Regions from separate parts of the Homo sapiens genome. Here region 1 is linked to region 2. A link is a loop called in an ENCODE intact Hi-C map of the cell type or tissue named here. Cell type or tissue: GM12878. All regions are shown on one strand. Links, peaks and the distances in the headings refer to the core of each region. The heading gives the core; the rest is flanking DNA.

What was found. A loop is a pair of places that touch in the nucleus more often than their neighbours do. Peaks named below come from ENCODE experiments on the same cell type or tissue, not always from the same donor. Only the 100,000 strongest peaks of a DNase experiment are listed, where the experiment ranks them.
Region 1: a loop joins it to region 2, with 2.0 times the contacts of the local background. A loop is called at or near these places in 6 of 110 quality-filtered maps.

Annotation. Positions count from the first base shown.
Region 1 is chr4:168,845,202-168,861,124 of GRCh38, reverse strand. The region is part of intron 10 of PALLD (palladin, cytoskeletal associated protein); the gene reads right to left. It overlaps LOC102723331 (a long non-coding RNA gene), which reads left to right. Exons shown (of 2, transcript XR_007058358.1): 2 at 1-15,923. Among named protein-coding and RNA genes, the nearest start is that of CBR4, 160 kb to the left of the region's middle. In GM12878, for the core only: no CTCF peak of the experiment used is centred there; DNase peaks (open chromatin) are centred at 7,164, 7,574 and 7,855.
Region 2 is chr4:168,717,214-168,733,136 of GRCh38, reverse strand. The region is part of intron 10 of PALLD (palladin, cytoskeletal associated protein); the gene reads right to left. Among named protein-coding and RNA genes, the nearest start is that of PALLD-AS1, 77 kb to the right of the region's middle. In GM12878, for the core only: no CTCF peak of the experiment used is centred there; a DNase peak (open chromatin) is centred at 7,993.

The DNA of each region.
Region 1 (15,923 bases), core at 2,659-10,658, 130 kb before region 2:
TAATTCGTTTGCCTTGGCTAAAACAAACAAAAAATATTTCCTAAGTTATCAGCTCACTGTGTATTATTTAGGCCATACTTCATATTTTAGCTATGTCAGCTGTGGTATCCTGGGGGAAAGATGTTGTCATGTGGGGCCTCACACCAAAATATTATTTGAAGTACATAGAAACCAGCTTCTTCAATTTCTTCCATTTCTTTGGGCATTGTGTTTTCAAATAATGAAATTCTCTCTTAAAGAAAAATGAGGATCTCTTTAGTCACGTTGAGGACTAGAGGAAGTATTTTCCTCAGGCTGAATTTTTTGTTTTTTGAGACTCTGTCATCCCAGACTGGAGTGCAGTGGCACGATCTCAGCTCACTGCAACCTCCGCCTCCTGGGTTCAAGTGATTCTTGTGCCTCAGCCTCCCAAATAACCGGGATTACAGACGTGCACCACCAGGCACAGATAATTTTTGTATTTTAGTAGAGACAGGGTTTCACCATGTTGGCCAGGCTGGCCTCAAACTCCTGACTTCAAGTGATCTGCCCACCTCGGCCTCCCAGAGTGCAGGATTACAGGCAGTAGCCACTGCGCCTGGCTCTCAGGCTGAATTAAAATCACCTTTCACACTCCACAGCACAACTTACTTCCCAGATGACTCACTCAACTATTGGAGTGAGCAAGAAGAGTACTCCCATCTCTCTTTTACTATCTTGTTTTATTTACTTCACAGCATTTATTACTGAAATGACTACACTGATGTATTTCTTTTTAGACTTTCTGCCTCTGCCCCGACTCCAGACCTGGGAGTCCGAGGGGGCTTCTGTCCAGCTGTGCATGGCTGTGGTTGAGGGTCTGGTGTCAACAGATCCTTCTCCACCATATCAACTCCATTTCTACCACTGGGATTGGCCCTTATTACTGTTACCTGGTTTGTACACTCAGCAGCAGTTTTCAGACGCGAAAAGATAAGAGATGAGCATTTAGAGTAATTATCATCAATTCTGCAGCACTGTTTCGGGTGTAAAGGTTGTGTGTTCACCCGATTTCACATCCTCCAGACCTGCACTGTCCCACTATGGTAGCCATTAGCCACATGTAGCTATTAAGTGCTTGAACAGTGGTTAGTCAGAATTGAGACGTGTTGTAAGTGTCAAGTACACAGCAGATTTAAAAAATTTAGTTTAAAAAGATATTGGAAAATGATCTTATGACAATTTTTATATTATTTACATGTTAAAATAATATTTTGAATATATTGGGTTAAACAACATGTACTATTAAAATTAATTTCTTTTTCCTTTTTAATGTGACTACTAGAAAACAAACTGCATATGTGGTCTTCATTGTGGTGGTTCACATTCTGTTTCTACTGTACAGTGCTCCTTGAGGCCTAGTTCTAAAAGTTCCCTCACTTCTCACAAGGGTTACTGTCTGTTTGTCCTACTAGAGGTTCGCCAGATGCTCTACTGAACAGGAATTATACAGCAGAGCCTCAGAATCTAAGGACTTGGTCTCTGAGGGACCGATATTTGGGGTAGTGGTGATAGATTTGTCCATGATAGTGGCAAAAAGTTGTCCTCCAATTTTTTACAAGTTTCCTATTTGCTGACTTCCCATCAAGTAATATTAGAAATGATTCTAAGCTTGCATTTCTCAAGCCTTTCCACTCTTCTAAGACATCCACACATGGTCAGCATGTCTGGGGCACCGTCGGTGCTACCCATTGACAGATGAGAGCCCTCCATCTCCAGCAGAGCCTTCTCCTTCAGGCAGTGAGAGAAGACTCCGCTTCCATAGACAGGATCATCCTGTTCAGATCAACTACAAGGCCACAGTTGTAAAGGAGTCAGTCCTGCCAGCAGCTGTGAGCATGGATAACTATCAGTCATGGGGAGGAAGCTGTCGCCTCCAAAGATTTAGGGTAAAAGGCAGAAGATAGCAGGCTGTGGGGTGGAGATGAATTTGACTTTTCTCTCACGTGAAATGCAGGTAAGCCCCGAGTCATGTAACAGAGCAAAGCAAAAATGTTGTAACACGTTGACAAGAGGAAGGAATGACCAATTATAACGCTGAGGTTTTATGTTTAAATGCTACAAATTTTTCTCCAGTTTATAAATACATTTAAATAAAAGTCTTAATGCAAAAGTACAAAAATGATAGTCTACTGTCTTAAGACGCACCGACTATTTTTATATTTAGAGTAAGGTGAGGGGGATGGGAGTGAATCCAGATTGAATAGTGCCAGACAATGGGCAGAACGGGACTCTTAAACACACATTATCTTTCTTCCAAGAAACTACTATTGCTTCCTTCTTAAAGCCCACTCTGGATTTTTTTTTTTAATTTTTATTTTTTTTGAGACTGGGTCTCATTCTGTTGCCCTGGTTGGAGTGCGGTGGCACTATCACGGCTCACTGCAGCCTCGACCTCCCAGGCCCAAGTGATCCTTCCACCTTAGCCTCCCAAGTAGCTGGAACCGCAGGTATGTGCCACCGTGCCCAGCTAATTTTTTTACTTTTGTAGAGATGGGGTCTCCCTGTGTTGCCCAAGCTGGTCTCCAATTCCTAAGCTCAAGCAATTCTCCTGAGTTGGCCTCCCAAAGTGCTGGGATGACAGGCGTGAGCACTCTGGAAAGTTAATACAATCTTCTGAACCAAGGTATTGTTATTAGTTATCCATCTTTTGACCCAAAAACCAGTATCTCAGAGAAACATGCCAAATTAAAGAGATTACAATGGATACTTTCTTCACACTCGAAATAAAAGATAGCATCTTAATAAAAGTATTTATGCTTGATCAAACTTTATAAAAACAAGATGCCGGGAAAAATATCTTCCAGCCCATTTATGAGTGTATAACTTAAAGAAAAAATGACCCCTGATGTACTAACTTTGTGTGGCTAAATATAGTTAGCAGCCCTCATGCTTCATAGCCCATTTTCCCCTGGAATTCAGCTAATATAAATAAAACAAATGAAGGGAACCTGGCCCCCCTCCATGAAAATTACATCATTCTTCCTTATTAGGAAAACTTCTTCAAATCTGAAATTTTGCTCTAAATAATCAGAGTTTCTATTTCTCAATGAATAACAAGGCAGGGGGCTGCCCTCATCAGAAGTGTTGCTGTGTGGGGAGCAATGTGTGTGACGTACAGGCTCATTTCAACAGTGATGCTTCCAACAGTAGTAATAGTAACACCAGGGAAAGCATTAAGGTGCATTTAGGAAAGCGCATGTCATTCTCTCCAAATTTTTGCTTTCTATATATTTTTGGATATATGCCTGTGTTATGGTAAACAGAAAGATGAGAAAGCAGAAATTCTTAGGTTCTTTTGTAATACTGGTTCTGACCAAAGATTTTTGTATCTGATTGATCTTGATTAACAGGATGATGCAGTGGTTAAAAATCTAAGGCAGATCTGCCACTGCTCCCTGAAACACACTTGAGTTTCCTCTTAAGTGATGTCTAATTTGTTAGACAACTTTAGGTTATCTATTTTTGCTCTCAGCCGTCAGCATATTAACACGCTAGCTGATCTAGGCTTCTTGGTATGAAAGGTAAGATTTATGAAGTTAATGTGTACACGTAAAATAAAAATCAATTAAAACAAATGTCTTCTTTAAACATTACCTTTCCATGGATTTAAACAGGGCTGCTTATCAGTTTGCTGATTCTACCTGGTGTTTCACCTTTCTTTCATCTTGACGTAAGGACTATTCTCATGAAAATTAAGTAAAAAAGAGTTGGAAAAAACACTTCTAAATGTGAAGTCTACAATGGGGTTCATGAAGCTAGTACCATATCCTAAAACAAATAATTTATAAATAAATCCTGAGATGTAATGGAGCATTAGGGTAAGCAAACAATGAAGTCGTCTTACAGAGCGCTGCCTCTGGCAGGCAGCATACACCAGCCCACTCACCGAGTTCTCATTTTCCACTTTGGCTAGCTAACAAAATCAGAGTAGTCAATCACACTGTTCATGAAAACATGGAGGGCGAGGAATGGCCATGAGAGAAGGGTTGTCGAGAGAAGGAAGACTGGTCTAGAAAATACGAGGATGGTTCCAACAGTTATAAGTTTATACTTCTAAATCTCTTCATTTCTGAACTTTTCTAACATTTATGTTTTCAAAAGAAAGAAAAACAAATATGCCTTGTGCTTTGTGCTCAGTTAATTGGACTGTTGGATGGTCCTCACTGTTTCCCATAAAGGGCCCCTGCACTGGCAAATTGGGAAAGCATTTCTATTCAAGGACTCCAAGAACTTCCCAGTTCCAAAGGACCCTTCCATCCTCTAGGAGTTTTATTCATATACTTCTTAACTGGTTTAGGAATGAAAGGTAATGCTGTACTTCTTAGCCATGTAGGCTCTGGAGTTAGACTGCCTGTGTTTAAATTTTAGACTCTATTATTTACTGGCTGAGTTTCTTTGATCACTTAATTTTTCTGAACCTGCTTCTTCATCTTTAAAATGGGGGTCATATATTTCTCAAAGGAAGATATAAAAGCAGCTGACAAACATGAAAAAATGCTCAGCATCACTAATCATCAGAGAAATGCAAACCAAAACCACGATGAGATACCATCTCACACCAGTCAGAATGGCTATTACTACAACGTCAAAACAACAGCTGCTGGCCAGGATGTGGAGAAAAGGGAATGCTTATACATTGTTGGTGGGAATGTAAATTAGGCCACTGTGGAAAGCAGTTTGGAAATTTCTCAAAGTTCTAAAAATAGAACTACCATTAGACTCAGCAATCCCAGTATTGGGTATATACCTAAAGGAAAATAAATCATTCTACCAAAAAACCCCACATGGTACATGTACACTTGCTCCTCATAGCACTGTTCACAACAGCAAAGACGTGGAACCAACCTAGATGCCATCAATGGTGGATTGGATAAAGACAATGTGGTACATACACACCATGGAATACTATACAGCTACAACAAAGAGCAAAATCATGTCCTTTGTAGCAACATGGATGCAGCTCGAGGCCATTATCCTAAACAAATTAATGCAGGAACAGAAAACCAAATACCTCCTGATAAGTGGGAGCTAAACACTGTGTACACACAAACATGAAGATGGGAACGACAGACACTGGGTACTCCAAAAGTGGGGAGAGAAGGAGGTGGGGAGGGGCTGAAAAACATCCTCTTGGGTACTGTGTGCACCACCTGGGTGAGAGGATCAATGGAAACCCAAACCTTAGCATCATGAATATACCCTTGTAACAAACCTGCCCATGTAACCAGTGAATCTAAAATAAATAAAATGGGGGTCATGATAGCACTTCCCTCCTAGACTGTGAAGATGAAATGTGGTAGTACATGTGAAGTATTTTGAGCAATGTTCAAGCATGCCTTTGATAAATGTGAGCTATTAGTATTCAGGACGGTCATGTAAATAATTCAGTGTCCAAATGTGGGCCCTTTAATCTGGGACAAAGGCTGAACTATATAGAACTCTAGACAACTGGCAGATTGACTGTCCTGGGGAAAAGGGAACACGTAGCCATCCCATTCATATTACATAATGTCAAGGTCACACACTGCACAGACAGACTGACTTACCAAAATTAACAAAATTTGTGTATCACTGGGTACTAGAGTGTATAAGAGATCAGATGGAATAAGAAAGCCTTAATTAAAAAATCATGAATTATAATTTAAAGCATTTAAGATAGACGTACCACTTACATGTTAATCACTCATTTTGCTGAACTTAGAACATTCCTTTTCAGGCTGGGCGAGGTGGCTCACACCTGTAATCCCAGCACTCTGGGAGGCCGAGGCGGGTGGATCACGAGGTCAAGAGATCGAGACCATCCTGGTCAACATGGTGAAACCTTGTCTCTACTAAAAATACAAAAATTAGCTGGGCGTGATGGCATGTGCCTGTAATCCCAGCTACTTTGGAGGCTGAGGCAGGAGAATCGCTTGAACCCGGGAGGCGGAGCTTGCAGTGAGCCAAGATCGCGCCACTGCACTCCAGCCTGGCAACAGAGTGAGACTCCGTCTCAAAAAAAAAAAAAAAAAAAAGAACATTCCTTCTCAGCATTATCCCAAATATATTGTAAAGTTTAGTTTAAATTATTTTTACAGTGTTTTCATCCTTCTTCATGGCCTCCTTCCCACAAATATCAGGAAAATGGGAACTGATGAGGAGAGTAACATTAAATAAAAAGGGAAGTACAAGTAATTTTATTGTTGTGCTCAGCACAGACGGACCCAATTACAGTCCTACAAGTACCTGGGTTGCTTCCCTCCTGACCTGGAGAACAGTCCCCTGGTACACTGTCATTGTGGAAACAGAGAAAACACATCTGTTAAAAATGAGCTTTAGTGGAAAAAATTCAGCTGGCATTCTCTTTTCCTCTCTGTCGTCCTTTTTTAATAGCACTCTTATGTAAGGTCGTTACTATATATAGTAGAGAACAGGGAGCTGTGATTTGACCTGTACAGAGGCAGTCAGATATGGGCCATTTCCTACCTTGGTGGGCCCAAAGGCAGCTGAACCTGCTGGACAGCAGGAGCGGCGGCACCTGGAACCCTTGCTCTTTGAGACCTCAGCACAGCTGCACGGCTGTTCTCTTCTTGCATCTTCAGCTTCCCACCTACAAAATCGGCACAGGGCCTACTTCTGATCTAACTCATTGGGGATGCCTGTGGAACCTCAGAGAACATCTGGGAAACATTTTTTTGGCTTTGTCAATACGTATTTTTCCTCTGTATATCCATCCAAGATTTATGCAAGAGCTAGAATTGTAACATTCCAGTCTAAGAAACCTAGACCGTCCTACCATCCCTGACCAGCTTGTCCAAGCAAGATAACTGCTTGTTTATTGTCTTTTTCTCCCACTACCAGTCTTTCTCAAGAGCAGAGTTCACATCTATTCTGTTCAACAATGTATTATCTTAGATACAGCATACCATCCATGAATGAATGAATGAATGAATGAATGAATGACTCCATGAGTAAACAGAGGCAGTAGTAGCAAACATTTACTGAACACTTACCAGGAGACTCTAGACAAATTTAATCTTTCGTACCTCTGTTTTCTCATCTATGTAATGGGGTAATAATAGAACCCACAGAGTAGGGCTGTTGCAGAGATTAAAAGAGAATAGTGCTTAGTTGTTACTGGAATCCTCTCTTCCTCTTTAGTCAGTGGCACCATCCCTGATCCTGTTTCACAAGTCAGAACCGCAGAAGTCAGAGCTGCCTGTCTCCATCCGTCTCATCTCAACCATCATGAGTCCTGCCTTTCCCTCTCCTACACTTCTCCCACACGCTGTTCTCTTCCATGCAGCCAGTTTCAAAAACCACATGGAATCCTGTGACTCTTGACTTCCCTGTCCCCAGTGACTTTCGCTTGCTCTTGGGATCAACTCCAAATTCCTTCACCTGGCCCACCAGGCCTGGTCGCCCCCTGTAGCCTCTTCTTTTCTCCCTCCCACCCCCATTCTCAGAGTCTCAGCCCTTCCCTTCAATGTGCGATTCCTCCTGACTGCACACCTGTCTCTGTCTCCCATTTAGCCTTCAGATGTCAGGTCAAACATCACTTCCTGAGGCTCTTTCCTCAGGCCTCCAAACCACACGAGGTCTTTCAGTTTCCTGCCCTCAGAGGTTGTGGCACATTTTTTTCGCAGCATCTGCCACACCAGCACTCCTTACATGTCTTTTATCTGGTCTCTAATAATTCCACGCACCCAGGCCCTTGAGGGTCTTTTCTAGCTTTGGTAAAATGCGAGCTGGGAGGGAGGATGCTGACAGAGGAGTGAGTAAAGGCTGGTCTAGAGGGCATCTGAGAGCTTCTGTGGACTTCTTCTAGAAGGACCATTGATCATCTGTAAAACAACCTGTATTTGACTTTTAAGGCCAAAATTTCTAAGGAAAAAAATGTCTGTACACACATGGGAAAAGCTAGTAATTATGCTGGCTAAAAGAAAAAGTTACTCTGTGAGATGCTCATATATGAAGTCCTCTCAGATGTTGCTATCTCACTTCTCATTTTCCTATCAATAATTAGCTATGTGTGACTTTTCTCCCTTTACACTGCAATGTGGTTTCTTCTGTTTTTCCTAAATGGCTAAAATTATGAAAACTAATTTATTAGTCCTAAAAAGTAAACTTGACATTTTTTGTAAAGTTTAACAGTAAATAAAGAGTTAATATTACCAAAAACAACTGAGGCAGGGAAAAGGGCAATTCCAGTGCAAAGTCTACTACCCACTGATATCTGTGATACATAAAATATTCTAAACACAACATGTAGGTTTCTTGATATCCACACCTAGAAAGCATTAGAGGGAATTAAGAGAAATTGTAGCCGATTAACTCATCTAAAAGCCCACAAAGCAGAATAAATCTAATTACCATGGCTTAAGGCAAATAATACCTCTTGCAAAATAACCAAAAATTCAAGCTTAAAGAGCAACTACACTCTTGTAGGCACTACTAACTTTGTGGATGGTTCTTTCCTTTTGAGACAGGGTCTCACTCTGTTGCCCAGGCTGGAGTGTGCAGTGGCATAGTCACGGCTCACTGCAGCCTTGACTTCCTGGGCTCAAGCAATCCTCCTGCCTCAGCCTCCCGAGTAGCTGGCACTACAGGTGTGAGTTACTGCACCCGGCTAATTTTTGTAGAGATAGTCTAGCTATGTTGCCCAGGCTTGTGTTTTTGTTTGTTTCTTTTCTTTTCTTTTCATTCTACCTTCTTTCCCAGCTCTCTCAATGAATTTAACAAATACTGATTGAGCTTTTACTACATGTTGGGTGCCAGAAATCTAGTAGTGATCAAAACAGACACAGCACTTGCCTTCATGAAGCCACATGAAGCCAGCAAGTACAGTGTGGCCTAAAACAGAAGAATGTTTAACTGCATGAAGGCAGGGTGCTTTGTATTGCTGGGCTTGGTGTATATTTCTTTGCTATCTAGTTTAATATATTGAGCTTTACATCTGTGCCAGCCTTGCATGTCCATATACCTTTGGCAGGCATTTCTAGTCAGGTGGCATGGGGCAAGGGGTGTGCTACGTTTTAAGTCCCTCATTTCTCCAGCCTGTCCAGGTAGTGTCTACGTCTCCAACTCACTCAGGAAGGCAGGAGACTTCCAGATTCACTCCACTGGTATCAAGAGTTAGGTTCTGGTGAGAGAGCTGGCAGAAGCTTCAGAGGACCTTGCGTCTTAGCCTCCTCTTTTTTTCCTGTCCTCAACAGCAAGTTGTTGCCTCTAATTTTCAGAAAATCGCAGCACATTTCCAGGAGACCTGAAATGCGGTGGACTGCTTCAACATTAGATTATTTTGGCAGACAGGGATAGTATTTAGTGTAACGTCACCTATATGCTTATCAAATAGGGGTAAGGGAGTCATAATTATTTTAATGTCTAATATTAACGGTTCTTTAATAAATTACTTATTAAAGTTCCAAGGTATAAGTCTTTTAATAGAAACAGGTTTCAGCCAGGCGTGGGGCTTATGCCTGTAATCCCAGCACTTTGGGAGGCCAAGGAGGGTGGATCACTTGAGGTCAGGAGTTCGAGACCAGCCTGGCCAGCATGGTGAAACCCCGTCTCTATTAAAAATACAAAAATTAGCTGGGCGAGGTGGTGCTCGCCTGTAGTCCCAACTACTAGGGAGGCCGAAGCATGAGAATTGCTTGAACCCGGGAGGCAGAGGTTGCAGTGAGCCGAGATTGCGCCATTGCACTCCAGCCTGGGTGAAACAGCCAGACTCCGTCTCAAAAACAAAACAAAACAAAAAACAGGTTTGGAATGAATGCAAAAAATCTACGAGAGACTGGCCAGTTGTACTATTAAGTTATCAAACAGTTTTATCCTGCCTCTCTCTTCCATTTTATATATTTAAGTCACTTTTAATTTATGGGGGTATGGAGGAGAGACATATTCTGGAGATGGAGAAAATAAAGGTAAGCCAGACTGTGGGTCCACAGGCTCTGCAGCAGGGAATAAATGTTGGTGCAATTGGCAGGTTAGAGACACATGGGAGGAAGGGAAGAGGATGTAAAGAGACAAAGACAAGAAGGGAGACTGTAGGAAGCTGTGTGTGTGCTGCTGGCCTGGGAGACGGCACCCACTGACCTCCTCTGGCCTCTCAGTCACACTTGGGCCAGATTAATTCATTCTGCAAACTTTTCTTGCCTGCCCATGGAATGCCAGGTACTGAGCTAGGGTTCGCAGACACATGCTAAGCAGCAGTAAAAAGAGCTTATTTTGTATAATACTCAGCTACTACTGAGCTAAAACTAGGAGAGCATATTAGAAATGACAGACTTAGGCTGGGCGCGGTGGCTCATGCCTGTAATTCCAGCATTTTGGGAGGCCGAGGCGGGCGGATCACCTGAGGTCAGGAATTCAAGACCAGCCTTACCAACATGGAGAAACCCCGTCTCCACTAAAAATAAAAAAATTAGCCAGGTGTGGTGGTGCACGCCTGTAATCCTAGCTACTCAGGAGGCTGAGGCAGGAGAATAGCTTGAACCTGGGAGGTGGAGGTGGTGAGCCAAGATCGCACCATTGCACTCCAGCCTGGGCAACAAAAGCAAAACTCCATCTCAAAAAAAAAAAAAAAAAAAAAAAAAAAAGAAATGACAGACTTACAAATTATATAAGTGAGAAAAGGAGACTGACTTTCCCTACAGTATACCGCATTTTTTCCAGGCTTTTCAAACAGGTTTGCAATGTGAACAATCGTTATCTTCTAGAGGACTTTTATGAAGGATTTTAGTAGTGCAGGCCTGGACATACCATATTAAAAACAAACCATTTTAGAGTCAGGGAAATGTTTCCCTCTTATCTTTTAAATTCTTGGTGGGGAGTAGGGGCTGAAGGGGGAGCATTCATTCCTTCCAGGAGCCAGGTTGCAGAAGAAAGCACTCTCACACAGGAGCAGGAGGGCTGAGGCCTCGCGAGCTACCCCCACGCTTGGTTCTGGCAGATCACTTACATTTCAGGACCTAGGCAGATGAAGTTTCCTGGCTATATGCTAAGACAAAACTTTTCCTGCTTAAAATCAGATCTTTCATTTTTTAGTATTGAGTATAAGGGAGGATTAAAGGAGTTTATTGCTTTAAAAATTAAGGAAATACACTGAAAAACTGGATAGGAGTTTATTCATTGTATTTTATGACACCAAAGATGAGCAAATGCATTCGTAAGTATACATAATAAAATAAATATAGCCTGGCATCTCTTTTAATGGAGGTAGCTTGGGGGTGAGAAGAGGGAATGGGGAAGATAAGCTGGGGGCCAGCTCTGAATTCTTTATGAGCCCCCTGATGCAGCCAGCCACACGTGGTGTGAATCTCAATAGTGCCAGTTCTTCTTTCCAAGGGTCAGTGTTTTTTTTTTTTTGCTTTAAAAATGGGGATAATAATACCTGTAATGAGATTTCTTGTAAAGTTTAAGTGAGGTTATAAATGTAAAAGTCTAATGTCAAATCTGGCTACCAAGAATTCAAATTTTCTTTCACTTTCCATCAATAATGATAAAACGTGAATATTAAGCATGGTTTGGATTGAAAACCTTCTCAGGGTCTCAAAGTCTAGTCGAGAATTCAATTCAGACTTTAAAAAGCAGACATTCAGTTCTCTCCAGATTTGTGAATGAATGCATTGTTACTAAAGAAGTTTCAGTGCCAAAATATACACTGTCTCTTCCTTTCTCCTTTTTCTTCTGCAGCTAAGTCGGCCAGAGCATTCTAGAAATCACCTTAAAAACGCATCCCTCTTCTCCTACTGGAGTTTATACAATGACAAAAATCTGATCTGGCTTTTTCAAAAAGCAAACAACAAAACATCCAAACAACATAACCCTGAGTCTTTAACAGAAAGCTGGTGCTTGCACCAGGGGCGTGCAGACGTCTGGAACGCATTACAATCAGCTCCCTAAGGGGCAGCTTATCTCTTCCTCTGATGCTATCGGTTTGCCAAGGAAAGTTAAAGACAAAAGTCAACTGTTGCACCCAGTTGGAATGTGAACATGTGGGAGAACCTGAAATATACTAAGACTAATTTATGTTCCGATGGGAGTGGCTCTCATGGTAAGGACTGAAGCAGTATATCCTGCTTTTTTAACGAATTTTTTAACGAAAAAAATTCTCACAGCCTGCAGGAAGAGCTACAAAATAACCCCCTCTCATCTTTACTGACTGTAGTTAGTACTCTCGTGTTGCATTTTAGGGAAAGTTCATTTGTGTCTGCAGTGGACTTCGAAGTTAATCATACCACAAAACTGTAGAGAATGAACATCTTGAAATTATTTCAGAAATAAGAGCTCCAGGTAGCCTTTGAGATTGGTAAAGTTTAGAAATAAAGTATACTTACAAAGCTGCATCTTATGACGTTGCAAAAGACTGATTTAGGATCATTATTTGGTGTGAAATACATTTTGCCAATGTAAGCCTTTCCTTTCAACTGTTTAAGGCATAGAATACTAGTACATTCTACATTTAATGTTTGAATTCTACCAGTTTTAGAGCTCAGAACTCAAATTAGCATCGTTCTAAGTTTGACAATAACCCTCTTTTTGCTTTTAATAGTGTCTCCCTTCATGTACTGAGTGTGCCTACGTTTTCCTCGAATTGTTTTCTCATCAGTGGTGGTGTGAGAAGCCTTCTTTTAGGAGAAAAAACACAGAACACCACCAAGTAGATCTGTGTCTAAGATGGCCAGTGCATTCGGCACACTCTCTGGGCTGACAGGCACTGAACAATGGCTCTTGCTCAATAGGCCTGGTTTCCAGTCACTGACAACAACGATCAGTACCTTCAATCTCTAAATTACACAAATTTACAGCTTTGATTTTTAGTCTTAGAAGCCATCAAGGACAGGCCCCAGGACAAAACAAAGTGGCTGGCTCCCATCTGCTGAGTAAGCAGAAGGGACAGTGGAGGAGTTCCTCTCAGTTTGCTTCACTTTCACTTTGCCCAGGGGTGGGGTGGGGTGGGGTGGGGTGGGACGGGGGTAGGGTTGCCGGAGGAGGCTAACTCAGTCCTCAGTCACCACCTGAGGACCACTCTCCAGGAACTTAGCACCCCCTGGGCTCAGTTTTCTTAGAGGTTAAATGAGTAGATTAGGCTAAATTCTGGCTCTAAAATTGAGTAACTATTACAGGGAAGTAAAAAATAATTCTGAATAATACTGATTGGGAAATAGAGTGTCAGAATTAGTTCTACAGCTAATTAGCTCTCTCTTAATATGCCTGGGACTTAGTTTCTTCCTTTTTTTTTCTTTTTTAGAAAAGGAATATTCATTGTGAGAAACTGAAGTATCAGAAAGTATAAGAGTATAACTGGATTGTTTGTAATACAAAGGATAAGTGCTTGAGGTGATGGATACCCCATTTACCCTGATGTGATTATTACGCATTGCATGTCCATATCCAAATAGCCCATATACACACCTATGTACCCACAAAAATTAAAGATAAAATATTAATTAAAAAATAAAGTGAAAGTAGTACGATAATAAAGTAAATGTAAAGAATTTCCCACATAACCACCAATCCTCATACAATTCCACTCCACAGGGCAAAACACCAATAAAATCTTGGTGCTATCTTTCCAGAACCTTTACTATACAAATATAAATACTTACAACACCCATATGTTTACATGTTTGGGTTTTTGTTCACAAAAGTTGGATGAAGCATATGCACATTTTCCCTCAGTGATCTTGTATCTTTCAACGATGTATCATGGGTATCCTTCCATGTTGGTACATGAAGGTTTATTTCATGCTTTTGAATGGCCTCATAGTATTCCATAGTATAAACCATTCTTTATTAATGATAGACATGCTCTCTTCAAGTACTCATTAGTGCAAATAGTGTAGCAATAAAGCTGCCTGTACAACTAATTTGTACTGTATACTTGTTTTGAGTTTTCTGTGGCAAACATGTCTAGAAATGAGATTATTGGGTCAAAGGATATGTGAATTTGACATTTTAATGGGTATAAATTGCCCTCAAAAAAGTTCTTAGGACTTTATCTGAAAACAGAGGAAAGAATAGATGATCCTTTTCTTTTTTCAACTGAGCTTCCAATTCAATTAAGAAGCCTTAAAAGCTGGAATGGCAGATGGGAGCAGCTTGCAATTCCAGTCCCCTTTCAACCAGCCCACTAATTTCAGGCCTTTTCTTTTTTAGCAAATATCAAAATTCTGTTTTGCTTTGGTCTCAATATTGTCAAATTAACATTTTTTCATGGTAATATTGCTAACCGTAAGCGAATTGCTTATTTCTAGTAGTGGGTAAGAAATGGATGTCCTGGTACCCACTGGATGCCATGGACATGTACCCAGTGATGGTGATGCTGACACCACCAGTGTGGGTACCATACCCACACTTTGAGAGCCTCAGCTTTTCAGAAAGCCCTTTAATTCTTCGGAAGAAGCCTGCAGTTAGAGGACTCCTATCTTCCTCTGGGTAGACTGTGATTTACATGTATTTGAATGGTAATCAGTCACCTTAATTAACATAGCTTTTCTGTTACATCTCACTACCATGACATGCAGGCTGTTTAACAGGTCACCTGTAAAGAGGAAACTGCAAAATTCCACATGGGCTTCCTGGAGTTCCTCTTACAGACCATACCTACTCTCCCTCGCATAACGGGTGTTTAAAATTCATTTAAGGCAACTAGAAATAATTCCATGCCGTTCTCATCTTATAAAAGGAACTCTTTGTTGATCAGATGTTATTAGTGTTGAAATTGATTCCTTATGTATTATTTAAGGTCTTAGGTTTACAATAATCACCAAGTACCTATAGCTGCTTAAATTACCCATATCAAACGGACATATTTAACTTTCAGTTGTCCACGTTATAAAAGGAAACATGAGAAAACTTGAGACTTCCCCTTGACTGTATGTAGTGGATCTATATAGTACTTCCAATCTATTTTCTGTTCTAGATCTTTTATGTAAGAATGAAAATAGTAAAGCGTGCAGTGGGCTTAGGGTTGAGCAAAGGGACAAGTCAATATTTGTACATGCATGGTTGAATGCATATTAGAGAAGAGGACTTGGTATTGAAATGACATTCAGTTAAGGGACAGAAGAGTAGCAAAAAGAGGTATCCTAGAACAGCTACTTGCCATCTCAGATTATTGCAAGAGGAAGCCTCACTGATTGAGACCACATTAATTTGAAATCTGTGATACCTCTGAGATTTTCACTAACAACTAAAAAGGGGGCTTGTCAAATAAATCAGTAGTATAACAATTGGCAAAAGTGCTGCTTAAGACAAACGACTTTCAAGCCCTTGGGAAGCATTCATTACATTACTATTTAAAACCGTGGCTTTACTTCCCACTGGTACTTTCTTAGTCTTGACTAGCTGAGTTCTTTGTATGTATAAGTCTTCCTTTTTACAAGAGGTTTTATGATTTAGGAATCTCTTAAACTCTAACAACCTGTCTCGTGAGTACAGTTGTCCCTCGGTATTTGAGGGGGACTGGTTCCAGGAACCCTTCGGATACCAAAATCCACACATGCTCAAGTCCCTGATAAAAAAATGTCCTAGCATTTGCACATCACCTACATACATCCTCCTGTATATTTTAAATCATCTCTAGATTACTTATAATACCTAATGTAAAGGCTATATAAATAGCTGTCATGCTATATTGCTTTTTTTCTTGTATTATTTCTATTGTTGTATTACTGTTTTTGTTTTGTTTTTCCAAATATTTTTGATCTGTGGTTGGTTAAATCCATGAATGTGGAACCCAGGGATCCAGAGGGCCAACTATTATCTAAGACAGATGATGCTATTGGAAAAGAAGAAAGGTGTTAGTAAGGGTCCTAAAATTCCTTAAAGGACCTAGAACAATTTCTCCAATGATATAGACAGGTAGGAAATATTTTGTTCGATTTCTGACCGTATCCCTTGATAGAAAGCACATT
Region 2 (15,923 bases), core at 3,355-11,354:
TTACCCTGACTTAATAGTTACACATTATATATGTATTAAAATATCACATGTACCCCCCAAAATGACAACTATGATATATCAGTTAAAAAAAGATACCAAGAACCTATGCTTACATGAGTCCTAAACATTTCTTTTAACCACAAGTTTCTAGCTTACGTGTATTATCACACAATATCAAATTTCTTTTTGTAAGCATGAGGAACATCCCTGTAAGTCTTCTGACCTATCCTACTACTGAATGTGGAGCTCTTAGTTACATGATCATGTTCTGGTTAAGACTTTCTTTGTGAAATATTTTAAAGGGAGCAAATAATGAGTTGTGAGGAATAGACTATCGGATTGTATAAAAATCTGTATCATAAGTATTTTAATGTTCTGATGAGTCATATTTTAAATCAGTGCAACATTTTTGTCTTTGGGTAGTCTCAGCTTGAATAAGAACTGAATTACGTCGAGATTAGAAAAGAAAGAAATTCACTTTGAGGTCATTTTTACCTTTGGAACATCCTTAAGCCCCTATGTTTTTCTGAGTTTTCTGGTTATGTTCCTAGCCTTATAGATATTTGTGTTTATTTTCACTTTTTAAACATTTCCAATCAATCCTGAATTTTCTGAGCTTCTAGTGATATTCTCTTGCCTAAGAGGAAACAAGAGTGGAAGAGCAAGCGGCTTTCTAGAAAAGGCTACTGGGCTCCTTCATTGTAAATTCAGGTTATTCTAGGCCTATCCCAGATAATACATATCACATTTCTTCGAGCCTTCTCCAGATCATCTCTAGATTTGTTTTTTAAGTTATTTACTACTCAGCACTGACTCTAAGTCAATCAATCACCTGCCCGTAGGAGAGGAAAAGGGGAAATGAGAACTTCAAGAGAACTGACAAGAAATATGCCACAAGTTCTTCGGAAACTCTTTGTACACATGATATTGTGGAATAGGGATTTGTCCAACGCTACAAACTCGGATGAAAGTGGTAGGTACATTTTACTTTGTGCAGCACTTTGTCACAGAATGAGATGCAGCGAATTCAGAAGTATCTCCCTAATGATATCTCCATTGGTTGTTAAAACAAAATTCCTGGAGGGCTCCAGCATTTCAAAGCAGAAAGCATGACAAGTTAAGTATTAATTTTCAGCCTTTCACCATCCATGTGTAACATGTCTCATAAAATCCTCTGTCTAGTGGTCTGTTAAGTGTTTTCTGCATGATTTCATATCTAAATTTGCACAAAAGAACCACTTGTTTATCAATCTTTTGTAGCCCACAATCTGTAGCCTGGTATCAGCTACTTCCCTCTCATTTTTGGTATTCAGCTTACTAGAGTTCATATATGCAATTTCCAGGAACTTTAGGGTGGTCTGAATTGAAACAAAAACTTCTAATTGGTCAGTGATTTTTCTATCTTTTTTTCCTTGCCACTTCTTGAAGGTGGAGGAAGAAAACTCAGCATAGCAGAGGAATAATTCACTTACAGTTTTTTGCAAGTTTTGCAAATTGCTTATTTCTGAAACTTTCTATATGTGCGTCAAATAACAAAGGATTCATTGTGAACATTGTCTTAATAATAACAAAAACAAAGACAGATAATATCAATTGGACTATCTGCCCTTTGGCATGCCCTGTGCTAGCACATTATTTCACGTGACCACACTCCTGTGAAGTAGGTACTGTCACGATTCCCTCTTAATGAAGAGGGAACTGAAATGGGGCACTGAGTAGCTTATCTAAGGTCATCTAGCTTGGGAATAGGGGAGATTCTGTCTGTCCTATACTGCTTTCTTTAGCTGGAAAGAATCATCTTCAAAAACAAGCTGTGAAGTCTCATAAATTGACATCCACTTAAAGATGGCAGATTGAATGGATGTGTTTATTTTTGTTCCTTGCTTCATCGTGAAAAAACTGAGAGCAACGGATTGTGAAACTGTAAGTTCACTGGAATTAAAAGTAAAAGGATGAGTTGTCACTGACTTATCAGGAGAGGAAAACCCAAGTGCCTACAGAGAGTGAATCAAACATGAGGGATGCTAACGTGAGCAGCAGAAACCTTGATCACTAGATTCCTCTGAAGGTGGGGAAGAGGAATGGAGCTTAGTACAAGAAGACTGGCTGAAAGTTTGTAGGAAGGCAGCTGAATCCCTTCCCCCATTTCTTGTAGGTAGTCAACCATTCCTCCTCTACTACTCTAGAATACAGAAAGCTCACTTTATGGAGATGGAGAGCCAAAAGGGTTTCAAACTCGGAAACATCTGGCACAGCAGAATGAACAGGTAAGAGAAGAGGGTGAAAAATGGGGGTAAGGAATTAGATGGATGCATATGTCTACTAAATGATAAAAGCCAACCCCCTTCCCTTACTCAGGCTCCAAATGCTGTCTGCCAAGCATGTTACCTGCCCCCACAACCACCCCCACCATCCCAAGGAAGGTGGCTGAATATCTGTCTTTCTAGAGAAACTGATTAACCCAAGACCTGAAGATATTGGCACTTGGGGGTCTTGCCCAATCCTAGGGTAAAGCCTGCCCATTGACACATTCTAGCTAAGCATATAGTTTCCAATCAACTTGCTGGTGCCAAAGATCACGCTTTCCATGTTTATGGAAAGCCTCGAACATGAAATTTAGTCCAAATGCACACACAGAAAAACAACAACAAAAAAAAGGAATTTTAAGAAATAGAGACAATGCAGGGAACAGGGGAAAAACAAAACAAAACAAAATGACAATAACAATAGGATTCCCTCCTCCAAAATCCAATGATTAATATGAGGCAAAGGACACGATTGCATCCATGAGACAGAACAGAATGCCATGAAAGAATATAGAGAATGAGAAAGAACTCTTGGAAATTAAAAATACAATAGCAGAAATAACAGATTCAGCAGAAGGTCTGGAAGACAAAGGTGAAGAGGTCTAAAGAAAGTACAATAAAAATAGGCAACAAAAGAAAAAAGTGAGAACATCAATTAGGAGTTTTATTAATGTAATAATACAAGTTTCACAAAGAGAGAACAGGGAAAATGGAGAAGAAATTTAAAAATAAGAAAATTTTCAGAATGTATATACATGAGTGTTTTCAGATTGAAAGGGCCCACTATTTTCTATAATTTCTGAAAAATATTACATATCATCACAACATTTCAAAGTACTAGGGGTGAAGAGATAGTTTTACAATGAAAGTCAGTCATATACAGGATTAGAAACCAGATTGGCACTGAATTTTGCTACAGTAACTCTAGGAACTAGAATATGAAGCAATTCCTTCAACGTTCTTAGGAAAAACCCATACTCTTAAACCTAGCCAAACAGTCAGTTTAGTGTGAGGCTAGAATAAAGACACTTTTCAGACAAGCAGGGTCTAGAAGCTTAATGTGGTCTGTACCCTTTCTTTGGAAGCTACTGGAGAATGTGCTTCTGGTAAATGAGACGATAAAATAAAAAGTGAAATATATGGCACTTAGGAACCAAGGGAGCCAGGAGAAGAAGAGGGTAAAAGTACACGAGAATGATGTTGAAGGGAAGTCCTAGGAGAACAACTGTGCATTGATCCTAGGGAGCAGTAGTCAAGGGTGGAATGAATGATGGGGAATTCCGGGAGGGAGTTTTCCTGCCTTTAAGAGGCACTACTTTTGGAGCAGGAAAATGTCATGAGAAAAACAATGTTTAAGAAGATGCCCAGGCCAGGCACAGTGGCTTACATCTGTAATCCTAGCACCTTGGGATGCCAAGGCAGGAAGACTGCTTGAGCCCAGGAGTTCAAGACCAGCCTGGGCAACATAGCAAGACCCCGTCTCTAAAAAAAAAAAAAATTAGCCAGGTATGGTGGTGCATGCCTATAGTCCCAGCTACTCAGGAGGCTGAGGTTGGAGGATCCCTTGAGCCCAGGAGTTTGAGGTTGAGATCCAAAGCAAAAGCACAGTAGTTGCCCATGATGTAGTACCTAGCAAAACCCTAGAACTGAATTCAGCTGGTGTCTTCCTCCTTTGTTCTGACTAAAAAGACCAAGAAATTGGACAAAATTTAAAACGTGTACCTTCTTTTTATCCATTTCACTTCCCATTTTAGTTGGAACACAATTTATTTAGGTCGCTTACTAAATTAGTTGGACCTAATTTATTTAGGTCATTTACTACTATCACCAAGAGTTAAAACAGAACTTCATCTTAGAAAGGCAAGACACAGATGTCCTAGCCAGAGCAATCAGGCAAGAGAAAGAAATAAAAGGCATCCACAAAGGCATAAGAATGATACAGTGGACCTTGGGGCCTTGGGGGGAAGAGTGGGAGGAGGGCGAGGGATAAAATACTACAAATATGGTGTAGTGTATACTGCTCAGGTGATGGGTGCACCAAGATCTCACGAATTACCACTAAAGAGCTTACTCATGTAATTAGATACCACCTGTACCACAATAACTTATGGGAAAATAAAAAAACAATTAAAACGAAATAAAAGGCATCCAAAAGGAAAAAAGGAATTCAAATTATCTCTTTTCACTGATAATATGATTCGATATCTAGAAAATTCCTAAAGACTCCACCAAAAGGCTACTAGAATTGATAAACAATTTTAGAAAGGTTTCAGGATACAAAATCAATGTACAAAAATCAGCAGCATTTCTATACACCAGTAATGTCCACACTGAAAGTCAAATCAAGAACACAATCCAATTTACAATATTCACAAAGAAAATAAAATACCTAGGAATACAGCTAACCAAGGAGGTGAAAGGTCTCTACAAGAACTATAAAACCCTACTGAAAGAAATCAGAGACAACATGAATAAATGAAAAAACATCCATGCTAATGGATTGGAAAGATCAATATTGTTAAAATACCCATACCACCCAAAGCAACTTACAGATTCAATGCTATTCCTGTCAAAGTACCAATGTCATTCTTCACAGAATTAGAAAAAACTATTCTAAAATTCATATGGAACCAAAAAAGAACCCAAATAGCCAAAGCAATCCCAAACAAAAAGAACAAAGTTGGAGGTATCACATTACTTGACTTCAAGCTATACTGCTAGGCTACAGTAACCAAAACAGCATGGTACTGGTACAAAAACAAATACATAAACCAATGGAACACAATAGAAAGCTCAGAAATAAAGCCACAAACAACCATTTGATCTTTGACAAGGCTGACAAAAACAAGCAATGGGGAAAAGGACTCCCTATTCAATAAATGGTGCTGGGATAGCTGGCTAGCCCTATGCAAAAGAATAAAACTAGACCCTTACCTTTCACCATATACAAAAATTAGCTCAAGATAGATTAAAGATTTAAATATAAGACCTCAAACTATAACAATCCTAGAAGAAAACCTAGGAAATAACCTTCTTGACCTCAGCTTTGGCAAATCATTTTTGGTGAAGTTTCCAAAAGCAATTGCAACAAAACCAAAAATTGACAAGTGGGATCTAATTAAACTAAAGAACTTCTGTACAGCAAAAGAAACTATCAACAGTGTAAACAGACAACCTACAGAATGGGAGAAAATATTAGCAAACTATGTACCAAACAAAGGTCTCATGTCCAGAACCTATAAGGAACTTAAATCAACAGATAAAAAAGAATCCCATTTAAAAAATGAGCAAAGGACATGAACAGACACTTCTCCAAAGAAAACATACAAGCAGCCAACAAACATATGAAAAAATGCTTATCACTAATCATCAGAGAAATGCAAATCAAAACCATGATGAGATACCATGTCACATCAGCTACTATTAAAAAGTCAAAAAACAACAGATGCTGGTCAGGCTATGGAAAAAAGGGAATGCTTACATACTGTTGGTAGGAATGTAAATTAGTTCAGCCCCTGTGAAAAGCAGCTTGGAGATTTCTCAAAGAACTTAAAATAGAGCTACCATTCAACCCAGCAATCCCACTACTGGGTATATACCCAAAGGAAAATAGATCATTATACCAAGAAGACACATGCACTAGTATGTTCACTGTAGCACTATTCATAGTAGCAAAGACATAGAGTCAACCTAGGTGCCCATCAGTGGTCAACTGGATAAAGACAATGTGGTACATATACATCATGTAATACTATGCAGCCATATAAAAGAATGAAATCATGTACTTTGCAGTAATGTGGATGGAGCTGGAGGCCATAATCCTAAGCAAATTAATGCAGGGATGGAAAACCAAATACTGCATGTTCTCACAAGTGAGAGCTAAACATTGAGCACACATGGACATAAACGTAGAAATGACAGACACTGCTAACTACCAGAAGGAGAAGAAAGGGAGGAGGCTGTGGGTTGAAAAACTACCTATTGGATACTACATTCACTACATGGGTATAATATACCCATGTAGCAAACCTGCACATGTATCCCCTATATCTAAAATAGAAGTTGATTTTTTTTTTTTAAAGGGACAGCATCTCATCTGCCTGAAGGATGAACTCTATCTGACCTCTCAAAGTGTCTGCTGAACCCTGGGCTGAGTGTGGTGGCTCATGCCTATAATCTCAACACTTTGGAAGGCTAAGGCTAGAGGATCGCTTGAAGCCAGGAGTTTGAAACCAGCCTGGGCAACAAAGCAAGACCCTGTCTCTACAAAAAAGAAAAAAATTAGCCAGGCATGGACAACAGAGTGAGACCTTGTCTCAGAGAAGAAAAAAATTAAAAATGTCTACTGAACACAAGGTGTACAACACCTTAAAGAAGAGAGCATGAATGATCCTGGGTACCTGGAGTAATAAAAATAAAGTGAACACTTCATAAAAAAGAAAAGCAAGATGCATTATTGTAATGCAAAATAAGAAAAATACAAGTTTCTCTCTAGTTGATACCTTGATGAAAATGGGGTCCTCAGCGTAAATCAACTTTTCAAGTTACAGGACCTTCAGGATTCATCTAATTCCTTTTAGAAACTTCTGACAGTTTTTAGTAAAAATAAAAAATTCCTAACATTTCTCTCCAGTAAGGCAGCTGTTCAGTATCAGGAAGTCTTAATTATGATAATAACCACATATATTTCTGCTTTTCAAAGATAGAATAATTACAACAAACATGAAGTGAAACTCTTGCTGTTGTTCTAGAATGCTTCATCATGAGTAATCCTATCTGTGTAAAATTGTTTTGTGATAGAATAAAAATACACATGAATATTTCACATTTGAGTTAGAGGATGCCCTTTGAAGAAAGCAGTGGCTATGAGGGAAGGGAAGGCACATAAAAACAGTCACCTGGAGCAAGAATTTGCCCCTGTAACTAGCACTGTTTGGAAGACTAAGCTACTCTTTTTAGAGTTTTAGTTTTTTCTAAAACTTTATTTTAGAAATTAAAGAGAACAGGCTGGGTGTGGTGGCTCACGCCTGTAATCCCAGCACTTTGGGAGGCCGAGGCGGGCGGATCATGAGGTCAGGAAATCGAGACCATCCTGGCCAACATGGTGAAACCCCGTCTGTACTAAAAATACAAAAAATTAGCCGGGCGTGGTGGCAGGTGCCTGTAGTCCCAGCTACTCGGGAGGCTGAGGCAGGAGAATGGCGTGAACCCGGGAGGCGGAGCTTGCAGTGAGCAGAGATCGCACCACTGCACTCCAGCCTGGGCAACAGAGCAAGACTCCATCTCAAAAAAAAAAAAAAAAAAAAAAGAAATTAAAGAGAATAAAATATATTGTTCTTTTTCACTGCATTGTACTCAAGCCACCTTTTATGTCTTTTAGGGTTTTTTTGTTTCAAACATTGAGCATAATGATACATCCCCGAAACCAGATGGTATATGAACTATTTTAACAAAGAAACAAGGAAAAGAAAATATTTGTGGTCTTTCCAGAAATCTTTTACAACTTACTCATTTAATGGCAATTACTAGGAAAGCAGAAGTTTGAAATTGTAGCTGAGGCATATAATTACCCATTTTTGACCTATTTATAAACTTCTCTGAGCGAAAAGAAGAGTCGATGGCTACACCTACTCTTTTCCATTGCTGACATATAAAGTGAAGTGAAAATATTTGGCTAGGCATTCAACTGTTAGTCATTCAATTGTTTCACTAGCTTCACATCCAGAGGCTCACAGCTGGAGTCTCTCAAATGCTACCTATTGTGGATACATACATCATTACATTTAAATAACAAAACAGACCTAAAGAACATTGTGAAATGGAGCAGAGCATAGAGCAGACATTCCCAGGGCTTCAGAGTCGAGATGGTGTACAGTAGTGAGCTCTAGGAAAACACAGTGGGAATGTAGATACAGAAATTAAGTAAATGTACATATTTATGAAGGCCTTTCCTCTCAGCACCATAAAAAACCCTTGCAGTGAGTGTGCATCCTCATGACAGCCTTGGGCAAGAGGAGCCAGTATCATCCTACCAGGAAACCTTCACATACAGAGGTTGGAAGGCATGAACCTGGTATGCTCCTAGAGCAAAATCTGAGGTTCTGATCGTAATTATGGTTTCTCTTTGAATAATGAAGCAAAGATGTGTGTGTTCAAATTGACGTGATTTATCCAGCCAACTTATTTTAGAAAAATCTACATTTGACAGAATCAATTTAATATGTTCATCATTCTTAAAATCAAATGACATACTATCTAATTCCTTGTCACATATGGAAAAGGTTTTTTAAAAACCACATTGACTCCACTGTCATCCACAAGGTTTGTGTAATCATCACTTTAGTCAGGTAAGGAAACAATCACTCTCAGATTTGTTGAGAAAATGAACTCTCTGGTTTCATACTTGTAATAGAAACCAATTAAAATAAACCTCCCTGTAACTAATGTTCTCACTATTAGGTGATGTATTAGTATGAATGAAAAACTCACACATTTGCAGAAAAAATAAATCAATGGTAAAAAAATTGTCAACCTAATGTATTTCAGCCTGTAGTAGACAAAAATAAATTCTCTAGTAGTAAAAGTTGTAAACATAAAATGAAATTAAGCAAATATGAATTAGAGAGTCATTAGTTGAGAACAATCATTTTAAAATACACAAATGAGGAATTGGGCTTGTTCAATAAAAACCCAATTCAACACGAGGTCAAGAGATCAAGACCATCCTGGTCAACGTGGTGAAACCCTGTCTCTACTAGAAATACAAAAAAATTAGCTGGGCACGGTGGCACGTGCCTGTAATCCCAGCTATTCGGGAGGCTGAGGCAGGAGAATTGCTTGAACCTCGCAGGCAGAGGTTGCAGTGAGCTGACATCACACCACTGCACTCCAGCCTGGCAACAGAGTGAGACTCCACCAGAAAAAAAAAAAAAAAAAAAAGCCCAACTCAAAGTCGTACTTAGAGGTTAGTAACCACAAAATGGATCATGGTGCTACCACGTAACTAAAATAAATAGGAGGCTAAAAAGTAAGTAGTAATTATATTGGAAATGGCTCTATTTCCTTCCAACTGCAAGTAATCTTAGTCACTCTTCATGAAATAGCAGCAAGTGATCCTCAGGACGATGCTTTTGCTTCTCAGCATCAGATGGTACAGAGTAGTGTGCTCTAGCACAACACAGTAGGAATGCTGACACAGAATTTCTGTATCTGCTCTAGCATCCAGAGGTTCGTAGTGCAAAACTCTGCACTATAGCTTTCTTCCTCCTCATCTTCCTTCTCCAATTCTCCCTTGAATCCCTTTTCTAGATCTCTTCTATTGCCTATGGGATTCCTTGGCTGTTTCTAACCAAACTCTGCTTCCTCAAACCTTTTCCTTAGAAATGCTTTGTCTTAACTGAAGTCTGGCTGTCCCTGATGATGTCTCCAGCCTCCTCAGTATCCTTCTGAGCAAGGAGGGTTCTGCAGGGTCCTTGTTTCCCAAGGCAACTCTCAGAAGAGTTTTGCCATCACTACGAAATATCTGTTCCTCTTTTGAAGTTGGTGCACTCCACCTACAGTCATTCTGTCTTCCCTGCTTGTCACCAACAACCTTGGTCATTTCCTCACTTTTCTCAGTGACTTTACTATTTAGCATTTGGTTTTCTGCCATCACTGTTGGCCACCATCCATGTTAATGTTCCTTCTAACATCCTGGCTTCATGGTTCCCTGACCACTTCCTCTGCTCCTGCGACCTTAACTTCCACTTAAACTATCCACTCGAACAGATGCATCTTACATTCTTTTATCACTTGGAAAGAGTTTAAGTTTTTTAAACTTTCAGAATCCTCTCTTTGATCACAACCACTGCTCCCTCTCCATATTTTCTCATCTGACACTCCCCATTTTCATTCTTGGTATAACTTCCATTTTCTTGATTCCTTTCTCTTTTCCCCTCAAGCCTTAATCTTGTTGAATCTGTTTCCTTTTCTGAACCTACACACGGCTTGGCTGATAATCTCAGTAATGTTTCTCAAGGATCATCTAATTAAATACCATAACATCCCACTGTGCCAGTACTGCCAAAGACATATGTCCTGTTTCTACCTTCACAGTGCTCATTATTGCTGAAATAAAGTCATGAAACCATGCTCACTGAATTGAATGTGGGTTTACACTCTTGAAATTCAAATGGGTTCTCTTGATTGCCAGGAAATATACACATTCCTTTTTTGGTATTCTTTCTCTCTCTTAGTTCTCCACCCTTTTCGTGCTTTGTAATATTACCCACAGTTACCACAACTGTCTTTCCTCTTTCAGCAGATGCCTTCATCGCATACTTTCCTGACATTATTGTTATTTGAATTGGAATCTTAGTCTTGCCTTCATTGCATCTTTTCTCCTTCACCATTGTCTCTGAGGGTAAAGTTTTCATCCTACTTTCTGTGGAAGGCCTTGTATGGATTATACTGTAAATGTTGGTCTTTAAAGTATTTGGTTTACTTTTAACTTTAAAATTGGCCAGGTGTGGTGGCTCACGTCTCATAATCTCAACACTTTGAGAGGCCAAGGCAGGCAGATTGCTTGAGACCTGGCTGGGCAACAATGGCAAAACTCCATCTCTACAAAAAATAAAAAAAATAGCTGGGTGTGGTGTTGTGCACTTGTAGTCCCAGCTACTTGGGAGGCTGAGGCAGGAGGATCACCTGAGCCCAGGGAGGTCAAGGTTGCAATGAGCTGTGACAGACCACTGCACTCCAGCCTGGGTGGCAGAGTGAGACCCTGGCTTGAAAATACATACATACATATATACATAAATAGCTTATTCATATCATATTCATTTAAACACCTGAGATGTACAATTAAAGGGATAAGAGTTTTGTTTGGTGGGGGCAGGTGTTGTTGGAAAACAGTGTTTGTGGAGGAGTAAAGTTATTTTGGAATATAGGACATTTTCTGGGGAAGGATTCCTAGGAAGAGTTCTAAAAATCCAGATGGAATCCTGAAGGTCATTGGTTTCTAGAAGGAGATCCCACACGGGAGGTGAGAACATTCAGTGCCAGAGCATTCCACTTCTGAATGTGCTCAAAATTAAGCTTACTTAGCAAGCAACTATTATTTAACAAGAAGCATCCATGATGAACAGTCAAATGAACTGAAGTTTAATGGAGGAAGGAGGATGGAAGAGAAAGGATCAAAAGTACCTATTTATTTTAAAATAATACTTTGTAATTATAAAAGCATTATGTCAAAAAGTTGGAAAATCAGGAATAGTTAATGAGAAGATATAATCTGCCCAAATTTCCAGCACTCAAAGAACCACTGGTTACACTTTGGTGTATTTTCTTCTAATATATAATATACATTTTAGTTGGTTAAAGTGTATTATTTTTTATTTTTTCATAAAATTGACATTAAGTTACATATATCATTTTGTCTATTTTCACTTAACACTATATTGTTCATATTTTCCATCAAATTCATAGCTTTATCTATGAGCATATTGTTCATATGTGGCTCCATCTTATCTCTGAGCTTAGCCACTCCCCCTTTTAAAATAAAAGGTCTCTACCCAGTAGGGATGACTATTTTCACCTTACTTTGTAATTACTAAAAGAGCTCTCCTACGCACTTAGGTAAAATGAAGATATGTTGAAGAAATATTGTTATCATCATGTATTCCTTCATGTAAAACACCTAATATTTGAAATGGACATATGGTATTTCTTATGGATGATTGAGTGCCACTTCAAACACAGATAGGGTATCTGCAAGTATTTCCAATTATATTTCAGACATCAAATAAAACTCCTAATCATAAAAATAGAACTCAGCTTTCTTCTGGAAATGTAATTAAACATTACATTCACCAAGAGACTGGCACAGCAAAGCACAATTAGCCTAATATCTAAGAATGTGGCACTGTGTCAGAGCCAGTATTTACATTAAAAAATCATGAGGATGAATGCACCTAAATGTTATTACTTAGTTAAAAAAGTTTTATACTTCAGGAAGCTCCTTGATTGGACTTCTCATTTTCAGGGAAGGGTTGTTTGCAAAGTGATCCAAGACCAACACTGCTAATGCAAATACCTTCACATGAATGAGTTTATAGGATATGCCTTTCTCTTAAGACAAGATTTATGGAACAATCGGGTATCTAAGACTGGGAGTGAGAGAAAGGAGGAAGAGAAATGCAAATGCAAAGTCATCATCACATTGTATTTATGAAGAGTTCATACCCGCATAGCCACGTACTGCAGAATTAGGACCCGTGACTACTCCTATGTTCCTTATCAACCTCCAATGTGTTTGGTGACTCAGAGTGTGTGTATAATTTTATAACAACAAACTGAAAAAAATGGTTTTCTGCTCTATCTTCCCTAATATTTTGAAGACCCCTCTGGTCCACACTTTATGCTTTTGCCATTACTAAATTGCTTTGTTATTTGACTAGCCTTCGAGGATAATGAAAATCACTTAACCAGAAACAAAAGCTGGTGCATATTAAATCTTCAGAATCAAAAACTGAATGATGTATCTTTCAAACATTAAAGTGGGAAGAGAAGGCATTTGGGTTGCACTGAATCTAATTTAGGGATTGGCCATTCTTCTACAAAATTTGTATGATGCTGAAAGATGTGCAGCATTTTGTGTATATGTGTATGCATCTGCACGTTCTTGCCAAAATCATCGTAGAGATAACCAGGTTATAGATTATTCAAAGGTACTGCTCTTGTCTCTTTCATCTTTGTGTTTTCAGCACCCCACATTACCCAGCATTTTGCAGATGTTCAACTAACAGTGAGGGGATGAATGGTGTTCTACTATTCAGAACAGCACAGACATGGAATCAACCTAATGCCCATCAATGGTAGACTGGATAAAGAAAATGTGGTACATATACACAATGGAATACTATGCAGCCATATAAAGGAACAAGATCATGTCTTTCCCAGCAACATGGACAAAGTTGGAGGCCATGATCCTAAGCAAACTAACACAGGAACAGAAAAACAAATACCACATATTCTTACTCAGAAGTGACAGCTTAACAACAAGAACACATGGAAACTAGGAGGGGAACAGCAGACACCAAGGCCTGCTTGAGGGTGGAGAGCGGGAGGAGGGAGAGGATCAGAAAAATTATCTATTGGGTACTATGCTTATTGCCCAGGTGACAAAATTATCTGTACACCAAACCCCTGTGACAGGCAAATATATAACTAACGTACACATGTATCCCCGAACCTAAAATACAAGTAAGAAAAACTTTTTTAAATAATACTTTTGGCTGGGCATGGTGGCTCACACCTGTAATCCTAGCACTTGAGGAGGCCAAGGCGGGCAGATCACCTGAGGTGAGGAGTTCAAGACCAGCCTGGCCAACATGGTGAAACCTCGTCTCTACTAAAAGTACAAAAAAATTAGCCAGGCAAGGTGGCGGGTGCCTGTAATTCCAGCTACTTGGGAGGCTGAGGCAGGAGAATCACTTGAACCCAGGAGGCGGAGGTTGCAGTGAGCCGAGATTGTGTCATTGCACTCCAGCCTGGGTGACAGAGCGAGAATTTTTCTCAAAAAAAAAAAAAAAAAAAAAAAGAAGATTACTTTTGATAATTACTTAGGTCATTGAAACTTAGACTGGTGGCTGGGAGCAGTGGCTCACGCCTGTAATCCCAGCACTTTGGGAGGACAAGACGGGTGGGTCACGAGGTCGGGAGTTTGAGACCAGCCTGACCAACATGGTGAAACCCCGTCTCTACTAAAAATACAAAAATTAGCCAGGTGTTGTGGTACACGTCCATAATTCCAGCTACTCAGGAGGCTGAGGCAGGAGAATTACTTGAACCCAGGAGGCGGAGGTTGCAGAGAACTGAGGTCATGCCACTGCACTCCAGCCTGGGCAACAGAGCGAGACTCCGTCTCAAAAAAAAAAAAAAAAATTAGATTGGCAACAATAGAGAAAGGAATTATCAATCATTTCTACAATAAATATATACAATCACTTAAAAATAAGACTTTTTAATTACTCACATGAAACATCTCTAAAATCTACTGCTAAATAGAAAAGGCATGGTGCAGAACAGTATATGTGGTGGGTAGGCACTTGTCTAAAAATAAAAGAAAAAATACACATTTTATATATACGTATATATTTGCTTGATAGGCATGTAAACAATCTCTGGCAGGATACACAAGACAGTGACAACTGGTTACTGAGTCCGAGAGGCAGACTTTTCAGTGCATATATTTCTTTATACTTTTAACTGTGTGATTGTATTACCTAGAAAAAACAAATTTAAGTTGAAAAGAAATGAAAGTAATGGCTAGCTAACTGAACATACATGAAATTCCATGGAAATTACGGATGATTTAAGTCTACAGGTTGCAGACATGTAAAAAATTAGAAATATTGGTTAAGAAAAAAAAGTGTGCTAGATTTTAAAATACTTTTATGTACATTCAATGATTACATTTCCTTGACCCTTTGTTAGTTATTTTGTCCCAACTTGTTTTTGCTTACCTTGTCTTTGTCCTTTTTGTTTTTATTTTGCTTTGCTTTTCAATCAACCAGGTAAGGTTTATACAAGAACAGAACCTAAGAAACCATTTGTATACTAATGTCAAACAGTAATATAGTGAGATCTTGAACCCTAACTAGTAGAGGTTGAAGGACGGGATAATGTTCAACTTTGTAAGTTCTATTGCCAAAGCCACACGTTGGAGTTGAAGCTGCAGTCCAACATAAACAGGACAGGAAGGGAGTAGCACAGAAGCTCTTGGCCCTTCACCACAAGTCTGGCATCTGATGGGGTGTTAACATGTCAAGTACACACACCTTGAAATAGCAGTGTGATTGCACTGTGGCCAACTGACATTGCAAGTATGTACTAGAGAGTGAAAATGTCCTCCTAGTCCTTCCGAATGTCTCATTTTTCATAATGTTTTAAATTAAGATGCTAATCAAATGAGAACACAGAAGAAATGAGGAAGGAGTTGAAAGTGTTCCCAAATTAAGTAACTTGGACAAACTTTTCTAATGTAATTCTATCCCATGAGATTCTTATTTAATTCTTCATACTCATTTGGTTTACAAGATAAATGATGTCAGTTGGAAAAGTACTGTAATGTGGGAAAACTCTGGAGTTGATGGGGTTTGAAAATAGAAGTCCTATGGTATATCTAGGTGAAAGGCAGATCAGCCAGGCATGGTGGCTCACACCTGATATCCCAGCACTTTGGGAGGCCGAGGTGGGTGCATCACCTGAGGTCAGGAGTTCGAGACCAGCCTGGCCAATATGGTGAAACCCGGTCTCTACTAAAAGTACAAAAATTAGCCAGGGGTGGTGGCACGTGCCTGTAATCCCAGCTACTCGGGAGGCTGAGGCAGGAGAATGACTTGCACCCAGGATGTGGAGGTTGCAGTGAGCCAAGATCACATCATTGCTCCATTGCTCTCCAGCCTAGGTGACAAAGCAAAACTTCATCTCAAAAAAAAACAAAAAAACAAAAAAAGAACGTTAGGCAGATCAAATGGGGGTTGCTCTAAAGGTGGGAGATCTTTCTTTTCCTCTTTTTTGTTCTGCTTTTGCTTCATTCATTCAAAAAACATCGTTGAGCATCTACTATTTGTCAGG